2 separate regions of the Homo sapiens genome follow, and region 2 is linked to region 1. Evidence: read pairs that join two places in POLR2A ChIA-PET (ENCODE). Cell type or tissue: OCI-LY7. All regions are shown on one strand. Each heading gives the region's core, and the rest is flanking DNA. Links, peaks and the distances in the headings are about the cores only.

Region 1 (5,379 bases), core at 1-5,000:
AACACACAAAGACAAGTGATAGGTGTGTCTTATTTCAGCTGCTGCTCCAGGCATCATTCTCCAGCTGCAGAGTCTTACTTTCTCCGCTATTGTCAATTTTGCTATCTTTGGGTACCAGCTCTGTGCTGACAGCCCAATGCCACTGGCTCATATACAAACAAGCAAATGCAGTGTCAGAGTAAGTGTTAAAACATTTGGTTATCACTTGGATAACAATGAGTTATCATTTGTAGAGTACTTTGAAACTTTCACAAGAAGTATTTCATCATCCTTTAAAATTTAACATATAAATCATCTTCAAACTAGAAACAGCTGCCACAGTGATACTGGAAATATCATTAACTTCTCTGAACCTGAAAACCCAGATCATTTAAGTTTATGAAATTCAGTAAGCTTGGGGATCATCAGTATATTTTTTTACACTAGGCCATTAGGATCACTGTCAGATGAGGAAGAAAAAGACTCCATTTATGTAAATTTGGGAAAGTAATTTGATTTTTTAAAATGTAACATGAACTTTTTAAAGTGAGAAGACAACTAGAATAATGAAGGCAATTTTTAAAAACATTGTTTTAAAACTCTCTTCCTCTGGCTTCCAAGAGGCCCCACTGCTGGTTTTCTTCCTACTTCCCCAGGTGCTCACTTTTTCATTCTCTTCACGGACTCTGAGATGTTAGTGATCTCCAGGATTCTGTCTTCGGCCTTATTCTTTAGTCATTCTCTGGGCTCTCCGTGGGCTACAGCAGCTATGGCTTCATTAGTCATTGTAGCTCACTACCTGAGCTATCATCTCAGAACTACACATTTCCATCTGCAAGTTCCAGAGACATGTCATCCTCAACCTGTCTCAAACCCTTTCTGCCTTCCTGCCCAGCCCATCTAATCTTCCCTTACATTCCTATCATAGCAAAAGGTACCAGACATCTAATTTTTCTGGTCAAACATCTGAGGATTAACTTTCCTTGCCCCACCTCTATAACCCATAAATCACAAAACTTCAACTTTACTTCCAAAACATTATTCGAATACCTCAACTCCTCTTCAACCCCACTGCAGTGCTTCTGTCTTAATTTGGGCCTTATCTTATCCCCCTAAATCTTACTTATTGACTCTCCCTGCATCTTAATACATTCTTTATACTACCAGGGTTATATTTATTAAAAATACAAACCAGATCAAGCCATAGCCTTACTTAAAATCAGGATGAGGCAAGTGAGTCCCCGATGAACCAAGCTATTCCTCCTTTTCAGCCCCAGATCTCATTACCCCTTGTGAACTATGAACAATATAGAACTGTTATACCCAAATGGACCACATATTCTCTCACTTCTTTGCCTCCGCTGTTCTCTCTAGAATGCTCTCTTCAAATGCCTGGGAACTCCTTGTCGCTCATTAAGATGAAGCTTAAATGTTACCTCTTCCTTTTGGAAGCCATTCTTGACCATTTCAGGCTGGATTAGCTGCCCTTGGTGGACACAAACATCTCCCAGTGCATGGTTCTAACAGAATATTTATCGAAACGGTTGCAATTATAGCTATACCTGTCTCAACACACCTTGAGAGCACGAATTGTACCCATCTGTCCTTCACCCTTGTATCATCTAGAACAGTACTTGGCAGACAGCAGGTATCAGTTAAAGTTTATTGAGTACACCTCATCTCACCCCTTTCCCTTGAAATCACCCTCCCAACTCTATCATAAGCTTTGGTTTGTATTTGCGTTGGTTTGTATTTGTATTTGGTTTGTATCTGGTTTCTCTTCAGTTCAATGCTTATAGCTTTTAGTTCACTATTCAATTATTTGGCAACTGAATCCAGCTTGCTGAATTCTGATGGCCATTACATCTGGAATATGTTAATATATCGTAAATATGTCATAAATATAAACACTGTACTTACAGCAAACTGCCTGTTCAAAGGTTCTCAGAGTTCACTGACATATTTGCTTTTGGGGCATGGTACTAGAGAATGAAGGTGAGCACAAAAGTGGGGGGGAGTGGAGAAGAGAAATAGTTTAATTTATCTTAATTTTATTTTATTTTATTTATTTTTTGAGACGGAGTCTCACTCAGTCGCCCAGGCTGGAGTGCAGTGGCGCAATCTCAGCTCACTGCAGGCTCCGTCTCCCAGGTTCACGCCATTCTCCTGCCTCAGCCTCCCGAGTAGCTGGGATTACAGGCGCCCGCCACTACACCTGGCTAATTTTTTGTATTTTTAGTGGAGACGGGGTTTCACCGTGTTAGCCAGGATGGTCTCGATGTCCTGACCTCGTGATCCGCCCGCCTCGGCCTCCCAAAGTGCTGGGATTACAGGCGTGAGCCATTGCGCCTGGCCAGACATAGCTTAATTTTAATTTGGGTGCATTTATTACAGAAGTATGTCAACTACTTAACACTCTTCCCAAATACCCCTTTTTATTGACTACTTGTGTGATATATATTCACACACATGTACACACACACATTTTGCTAAAGTAAATAGTATCAGTCCTCACGCTAAATTAGAAGCAATCTGAAGTGCAAATTAATCAAATTTTGTCATTTGTTTTTATTAGACGTTTCTCTATCCTTTAATGTTGTAGGTTTTTTTTACTCTAAAAGGCAGTATTTATTTCTTAAAAGGCTTGAGTTAAAATGAATTCCATTTCTGAGCTTTCGGTACACCTACTGAAACTTCACTAGCTTTAGCCTATGTAAATTCGAATGAAAATAAGAGAAAACTGGAGGCCATATGTACTTAACAATCAACCTGAAGCACAGTTCACTGAAGAACTACTTGCATTTTAGATATAAATTGATGAGTTTTCAATCTAAAGAGGTTCCTATGAGACTCACACTTAGTGCTGCTTGGAGGTGGGCCAAGGGAAATGTTTCCTCTGCTGCCACTGCCTCTCCCCCCTAAAAGAGGCACTCATCTGAAACTGAGACTACAAGAAAGCAGAAAAACCAGCAACAGAGACAACCAGATGCACAACAAATGCAATGGAGGGCTGTGGGGAGATGCCATTTGTAAAGCTGCCTCTTCTTTTCTGATAGACTCTACAACAGTTTTTTTTCCCAGGCTGCAGTCAACATCCAAGTCACACAACAAGATGAGAACATAACAAAGCTCTATTTGGCAACATATAGTTAAAGGAACTTACTAGTTGCACACACCAAAGAGAAAACTGCACGGATTGCTGATATGAAACTATACACATCAAATTGCTTATAAATAGACGATGTGTTTCCTAAATTGAAAACAGCTTCAAATTTTGCTTTTACTGAAATCTGTATATGGTGCTTATATCTTAAGCTGTATAATAAACAATTATGAAATGACACTGGTTACTTTGAAAATATAGAAGAGGTATCCCAGTAGCAGCTGAAGACCTAAAAACAGCCAAAAGTAATTGTTGTAATGATATCCAACCATCAATATGAAAAACACCCAAAAGAACATGGGAAACAGTATAGTAAATGGAAGAGAGGTTCTAAGAAATTCCTAACTAGTATGCATAGGGACTTTGTCATCCCTCAGATTTTTAATGCAGAAATTGTGGCTATCAGAAAAGCTATATAAAAGGTGAGCTTAAATTCTTCTTTTGAAGGGCCATGATGGGATTGAGATCTATCAAAGGATCTGAGCTTTGCCAATAAAGCAGCTGCAAAGGAGGGGGCTGGGGAGGAGGGAGGTGCAACAGAAAAGGAGATGAAATGTAGAACTTGGAAGCAGCTGAACTGCTTTAGTCACCACTGAGAAAATCTGAGCCTGTAAGGAGGATTTGTGCCAGGACAGTGTACTAAAAATATTCATCCTTTTTACAAAGAAGTGAAAGGAAATTTAGGCAAAAGGCTGAGGTCTGAAATTACAGAAAGAATAATTTTTAAAAAACCATTATTCTTTATCTTTTAATAAGCCTATACTCTAAATTAAGTCACAACATTTTAAAACTTTAGGAGAGCCAGTGCTTTTCCACTAAGCTGTCTAAAAAATAAAGCCATCTTGTTATAAAATTTTGCAAGTATATGAGTTCCAAAAGTATGATACTTCATTTTATGCTTTTACCCTTCCTCTACATATGCACAAATGTGAAATATCTTAAAGAGATTTCATTCTTATATGAGATTGCTTTTTCCATAGCTTAGAAACTAGTTTTTGGGGGGGTAATTTTCAAATATTCTATGAAAGAGACAAGTAGATAAAATGTTAAAATCTGGGCCAGGCGCAGTAGCTCACACCAGTAATCCCAGCACTTTGGGAGGCCAAGGCCGGCAGATCATCTGAGGTCATGAATTCGAGACCGGCCTGACCAACATGCAGAAACCCCGTCTCTACTAAAAATACAAAATTAGCCGGGCGTGGTGGCACATGCCTGTAATCCCAGCTACTCAGAAACGCTGAGGCAGGAGAATCGCTTGAACCTGGAAGGCAGAGGTTGCAGTGAGCCGAGATTGCGCCACTGCACTCCAGCCTGGGCAACAAGAGCAAAACTCAGTCTCAAAAAATTAAAAAAAAAAAAGTTAAAATCTGTAAAACTATTAAATTCCTTTTCATCAACCACGGTGTAACCTGCCATTGGAATGTGGCAATATTAAAAATGAAACAGATTTGCTACAAGTGGGGAGATAAAGTAGCTCTGTTGCCAAAAGTATACCTACATGGAGATTTAGAAATACAAAGGCGAAAGCATCCCACAGGACATTTTGGGCGAAGCTGAAGCAAAGAATAGAAGTGATTTTCTTGCAGTGGTATGTAGTAGCCATTGATGATGATTCCCATCTAGAACTGGCAAGAATCAAAACAATGTAAAGACAAGGCACCATCTGGACTTTATTCACCTAAAAGCACAGTGCCTGACAAATTCTTGCTTGCCTGTGTGAACTGCTCCCTTCGGAGTGATTTTTGCCAAAGAATCAATTAGTAAAGTAGAAGTGACTGGAGTGTTGAGAGAAAGGAAAAAAGTCAAGAAGTAAAAGACTGAGCAAAAAATGCTGTACTCTAGACTTTGTAAGAAAGCAGGTTTTAAAAGCAGAGGGAAAAAATAGGCAGGAATCCATCTTATGCATATATCTTTTTAACATTAAATCCAGAGTTTCCTGTACTGTCATATTATTTTTCATATACCTCTTTTCTCTCCTGGGAAGAATCGTTGGTAATTCCACACAGTGGATTTCTGAAAGCTTCCCCAAACTTCACCCTTATGCCATTACAAGTGTCTTAAAATCATCTTAAATCGTTTAGCATTCTACTTGCCATAATGTATATTCTCTAATTCAACCATGCTTTCACCTCTGACTTAATCTGATAGAACAGTTTACGTCACTAAACACAACTACTTCTTATGTAAGTCCACTACCTGAATATATCATTTACTCTCCTACCAACTCTCAAGGAAAA
Region 2 (5,379 bases), core at 179-5,178, 920 kb before region 1:
TGAGCACTTCCTCTTCCCATTCTCCCACTTTTCCCCAACCATTGAAAGAGATGGGACTGTTAGGGCCTCAGTCCAGTCCTCGGGTCCGCGGGTGGCCAGCAGGGAAGAGGGGCAACCTTAAGCTTCCTCAGCCCTCCACTGGCATAGCAGCATTCTCCCTCCTTTCCTTGAGGAATGGAAGAATTTTTTGGCCCTTGAAGATAACTCTTTCCCATTGTTCCTCCTCTCCAACCCAGGCCTGCCATAGAAGGAGGAATTTCTGAAGTTGAGATCATCTCCCAACAAGTAGACGAAGAAACCAAGAGCATTGCTCCTGTGCAGCTGGTGAACTTTGCCTATCGGGACTTGCCCCTGGCTGCTGTCGATCTCTCCACGGCGGGCTCGCAGCTCCTGTCAAATCTGGACGAAGATTACCAAAGAGAAGGGTAGGTGCTGGGACCATTGAGCTAGCTAAGAAGTCCCTGGGTTAGGCTAGGCGCGGTGGCTCACGCCTGTAATCCCAGCACTTTGGGAGGCAGAGGCGGGCAGATCACCTGAGGTTAGGAGTTCGAGACCAGCCTGGCCAACATGGTAAAACCCTGTCTCTACTAAAAATACAAAAATTAGCCGAGTGTGGTGGTGCAGCCCTGTAATCTCAGCTATTCAGGAGGCTGAGGCAGGAGAATTGCTTGAACCCGAGAGGCGGAGGTTGCAGTGAGCTGAAATTGCACCATTGCACTCTAGCCTGGGCGACAAGAGTAAAACTCTGTCTCAAAAAAAAAAAAAAAAAAAAAAAAAAAATTCCCTGGGTTTCTATGGATATCTTCCAAGAAGCAGCAGCCAAGATGAGAGATGCTAACTAGTGAGACAGCAGAGGTTCACAGCAGACCACTCAGGCCCTTTTCCTACTCACGCATTACTTCCTCAGAAAAAGGCACTGGGCACAGACAATACCTGCCAGACGACCTCTTAGGAGAATCATAAAATTTATTTTAGGACCGAGGCACTCCTTAATGACCCATCCAATCCCCTCTATGTACACTTGGGAAGAAGGGGACCCACAGTGATTAGGGACTTGCCCAAGGTCACAGAGCCCATAAGGGATGGACTTGAGCTGCACTTTCCCTTTATAAAGCAGACTGTCACTAGGAAGCAACCAGGAAGAATGTACCCTACATGCAGGAACATGCTTAGGATGTAAGGGAATCTAGAGAATTCGGCTAGGAGCTCTGCAGACATTAGGGCTCTCCCTTTCCAGGGAAGGCATGCGGAATATGTGGGTCCACAATTCAAAAAGGTGGTCCTTACCTCCTCCTACTTAGCTTGTCAATCAGCTTGGATGCCTTCGTTTCCCAATTCACTTCTCATTAGCGTGGTCTGTCTTACAAACATACTTCCTGAAGGTGAGTGGTAGAGGGCAAGAGCTAGGTGGGGCAGGGGAGAACACACCAGTTTGATGTCCTTGATTTCATGGGGCTTGGTGGTGTAGCTGAAGGCCAAAGAGGGGTAGGAACAGGTCCTAGGGTCACACAGCAGATCAGACTTCCGACTCTGACAAGGGCTTTCCCTAGCTTCACCCTGGCAGGACCTTAGGAGCCAGTTCTGGACTTTTCTTTCCTGGGTGCCAGTAAACACTTTGGAACATGCTGGCTGCTTTGAATATAAAAATGAAGGGTTGTCAGGTATTTTAGAAGCAAACGAGAAGCCTTAGCTCAAGCTAAATTTGCAGAGCTTGGATTCCCTGGGCTTGTTTCTGGAAGGAGCTTCCCACTTCCTGAGATAAACCGCCTAACAATGGTGAAACCACACACCTTTTTTTGCAGAAACTACACCCCAGTGGCTTTCTCTGAAAATATAATTTTTCCAAGTATTATGCATATTGTCATCAGGACACTGGACAAAAAAGGATAGGCAAGCAGGTCGGAGGCAGCTAAGGGACACCTGCAGTGGCAGCACTGTCCTGAGCTCTGTCAGGTCCTTACCATCTTGAAGGCCGGGCTGAAACCTGAGGCCCCTGGGCCAGGGCCAGCTTCGTGCACATGTGACCTGTGCGGTAGCGCAGAGCCCCGTACTTAGAAGGGTCCCAACACTTGGCTAAATGCTCTGCCGCTGCTGTCTTGAAATTCTTAAGGAGCCCCACATTTTCACTGGGCTCTGCAAATGATGTAGCTGGTGGGTCCTTCTCTGAGCACCCAGCAAGTCACTGCGTCACTGCTCTCTGGTGGTCAAAAGCAGTAGTGCAGCCTTCTAACATGCCCTAGCTATTTCGGAGAATTCATTTCCTGCCCCCGGCCTGAGCCTGTTAGGCCCTTTTCACGTGAAGAGTAGCATGGTATGGAGAAAAGTGGGGAAACCTTCAGGGATTCTGCTTCGGAGCAAAGCAGTGTCCACATGTGCCCCCTGTGCGTGTTACGGCACCGCGGGTGGACCTTGCTATGGGTGTTCCCCCACCAGGTGTACCACCCTGTGATGTACCCCTTTCAGGGGTCCTGTGCTGTGGTGTACCCCTTTCCAGGTATCCCCTGTGTATCACTCCCTAGCCTGAACCCCAAGGCTGGCAGAGGCTTTGCCTTATCATTCAATTTGCCTCTAAATTGGGCCTTTGCAAGGTTCCTTCCCAAACAAACGAATCCAAATGAAGCGCCTGCAAGGCAGAGAGGCCTTTGATTTGATTTGAATCTCCAGGTGTGCCCAGGAAAGCTGTTCCCGTTGGGTAAATAGGAAGCAGCCCGAGGAAGGGATCTGCCTCGCTGCTGGAGCTCTCAGCTGGGGGCGCCGATTGGCAGCCAGAGGGCTTCCTGGAGGAAGGAAGCGCAGGCACAGGACCGGAGCCAGGGGAAACTGAAGCAAAGCAAAAACACACTGCGAGGGAGGAACGGCCTCTCTCCGCGAGGCTTCTTGGCTCTTGCTGCATTTCCTGGGGTTTTCCCAAAATGTCCAACCCGGCCCTTTCTGGGGCAATGGAAAACAAAAGGAAGAGTCCTCATTTACAGCTCTGAGCTTGGTTTCAGTCTTGTTCAAGATGCCTCTTCCTACGAAGGCCAGTGTTATGTATAGGAATGAACCTTTTCTGTAGGGAATGAAGAGACCTCAGGGACCCTGGCAGAAAGTGCTCCGTGGCCCCGCTGCCCGCCTCCCAGTGCTCTTGAGCTCCGTGATATTTCAGGGCTTTTCAATTTCCCTGAATCTGAGACCGTTAGAGCTGGAAGAGACCTAAACACATCCATCCTAAACCTTCTCAAAGGCAGCAGGGCCCAGGGAGTACAAGGAACTTGTGGAAGGTCACACAGTGACAGAGACGGGGGCGGGGCATGCTAGTTCATGCCTGTAATCCCAGCACTTTGGGAGGCTGAGGTGAGAGGATCACTTGAGTCCAGGAGTTCAAGACCAGCCTGTGCAACATGGCAAAACCCCATCTCTACAAAAAAAAAAAAAAAATTAGCCAGGCATGGTGGCACGCACCTGTCATCCTAGCTGCTTCAGAGGCTGAAGTGGGAGGATCACTTGAGCCCAGGAGGTCGAAGCTTTAGTGAGCTATGATTGCTCCATTGCACTCTAGCCTGGGCAACAGAGTGAGACCCTGTCTCAACAACAACAAAACATGACAGAGACGGGAATAGAGCCCTATCTCTGTGATCCTGATCCCTTGATCCTGGCTGGCAGCACTGGGCTTCCACTTCTCAGCCTTCCCTTTCTAACATCGTGGCTGTGACTGTGGGTAACATGCATTGTCCATGTGATTCCACTTCCAGCTACCCTGTCCAATGCCTTTAACTTCTCAGTATACTTTTTTTTTTTTTTTTTGAGACAAAGTCTTGCTTTGTCGCCCAGGCTGCAGTGTAGTGGCACGATTTTGGCTCACTGCAACCTCCGTCTCCCAGGTTTAAGCGATCCTCCCACTTCAGCCTCCCAAGTAACTGGGATTACAGACGCGTGCAATCATGCCCAGCTAATTTTTTTTTTCTTTTTAATAGAGATGGGGTTTCACCATATTGCCCGGGCTGGTCTCAAACTCCTGACCTCAAGTGATCTGCCTGCCTCTGCATCCTAAAGTGTTGGGATTACAGGCGTGAGCCACAGTGCCTAGCCTCAGTGTACTTTTTTAAAAAAGCATTTTTTAAAAATGTGGTAAAATACATGTAACAAAATGTACCATCTTAACCATTCCTAAGCGTAGGCTTCAGTGGCATTAAGGACATACACATTGTTGGGTAACTATAACCAGCATGCATCTCCAGAACTCTTCTTCTTGCAAACTAGAAACTCTATACCCAGTAAACAGTAGCTTCCTGTTCCCCCACTCCTCCAGCCACTGGAAACCACTATTCGACTTTCTGTCCCTTTGAATTCGACTACTCTAAGTGCCTCCTATAAGTGAAATCATGCAGTATTTGTCCTTTTATAACTGGCTTATTTTGCTTAGCATAATGTCCACAAGGTTCATCCATGTTGTAGCATGTGTCAGAATTTCTTTCCTTTTTAAAACTGAATAATCATCCACTGTGTGACTATACCACACTTTGTTTATCCATTCATCTGTCAGTGGACACACCCCACACTGGACTGTTTTTTCTCAAATGCGTCCATATTTTAGCTACTGTGAATAATACTGCTATGAACAGACCTGTACAAATATCTCTTCAAAACCCTGCTTTCAGGCCGGGTGCAGTGGCTCACGCCTGTAATCCCAGCACTTTGGGAGGCCGAGGTAGGCAGATCACTTGAGGTCAGCAGTTCAAGAGCAGCCTGGCCAACATGGCAAAACCCCGTCACTACTAAAAATACAAAAATTAGCTGGGTGTGGTGGCGCATGCCTGTAATCCCTGCTACTTGGGAGGCTGAGGCAGGAGAATTACTTGAACCTGGGAGGCGGAGGTTGCAGTGAGTTGAGATCACGCAGCCACTGCACTCCAGCCTGGGTGACAGAGCGAGACTCCGTCTCAAAATAATAATAATAATAATACCCTGCTTTCAATGCTTTTGGGTATATATCCAAAAGCGGGAATTGCTGGCTGACAGGGTAATTCTATTTTTGACTTTCCGAGGAACTGCCATACTGCTTTCTGCAGTGGTTGCTGCACTGTTTTACATTCCACCTGACAGTGCATGAGGGCTGTGATATCTCCTTGTCTTCACCAACACTGGCTATTTTACTTTTTGTTGATAGCAGCCTTCCTAATGGGTGTGAGGTGGTTTGGTGTGCTTTAAGTCCAGGAAAGTCCTGCGGGGTGAGGAAGAAGGAGCAGTCGCCTTGATGTGAAGTCAGAGCCCCATCTTGGCCAAGCTCCTTGACTTGCCTAGAAGCCCTTTGTCCTCCAGATAGCTGCTTAGCAGAGCCCAAACGGCAGAGCTGTCTGCTGCTCCTCTCTTCACCTCTGCACTCAGGCTGCCGATGGCTCA

What was found. Peaks named below come from ENCODE experiments on the same cell type or tissue, not always from the same donor. Only the 100,000 strongest peaks of a DNase experiment are listed, where the experiment ranks them.
Region 2: POLR2A ChIA-PET joins it to region 1 with 6 read pairs; 1 of 35 experiments calls an interaction of 5 or more read pairs at or near these places.

What each region holds. Positions count from the first base shown.
Region 1 is chr15:77,057,048-77,062,426 of GRCh38, forward strand. The region is part of intron 1 of TSPAN3 (tetraspanin 3); the gene reads right to left. Among named protein-coding and RNA genes, the nearest start is that of TSPAN3, 11 kb to the right of the region's middle. In OCI-LY7, for the core only: no CTCF peak of the experiment used is centred there; a DNase peak (open chromatin) is centred at 2,924; H3K4me3 peaks cover 764 bases.
Region 2 is chr15:76,137,471-76,142,849 of GRCh38, forward strand. It overlaps TMEM266 (transmembrane protein 266), which reads left to right. Exons shown (of 11, transcript NM_152335.5): 3 at 237-425. Among named protein-coding and RNA genes, the nearest start is that of TMEM266, 80 kb to the left of the region's middle. RefSeq lists enhancers at 1,947-2,106, 2,338-3,171 and a silencer at 1,958-2,252. In OCI-LY7, for the core only: CTCF peaks have their summits at 2,202 (motif pointing left) and 2,410; a DNase peak (open chromatin) is centred at 2,191.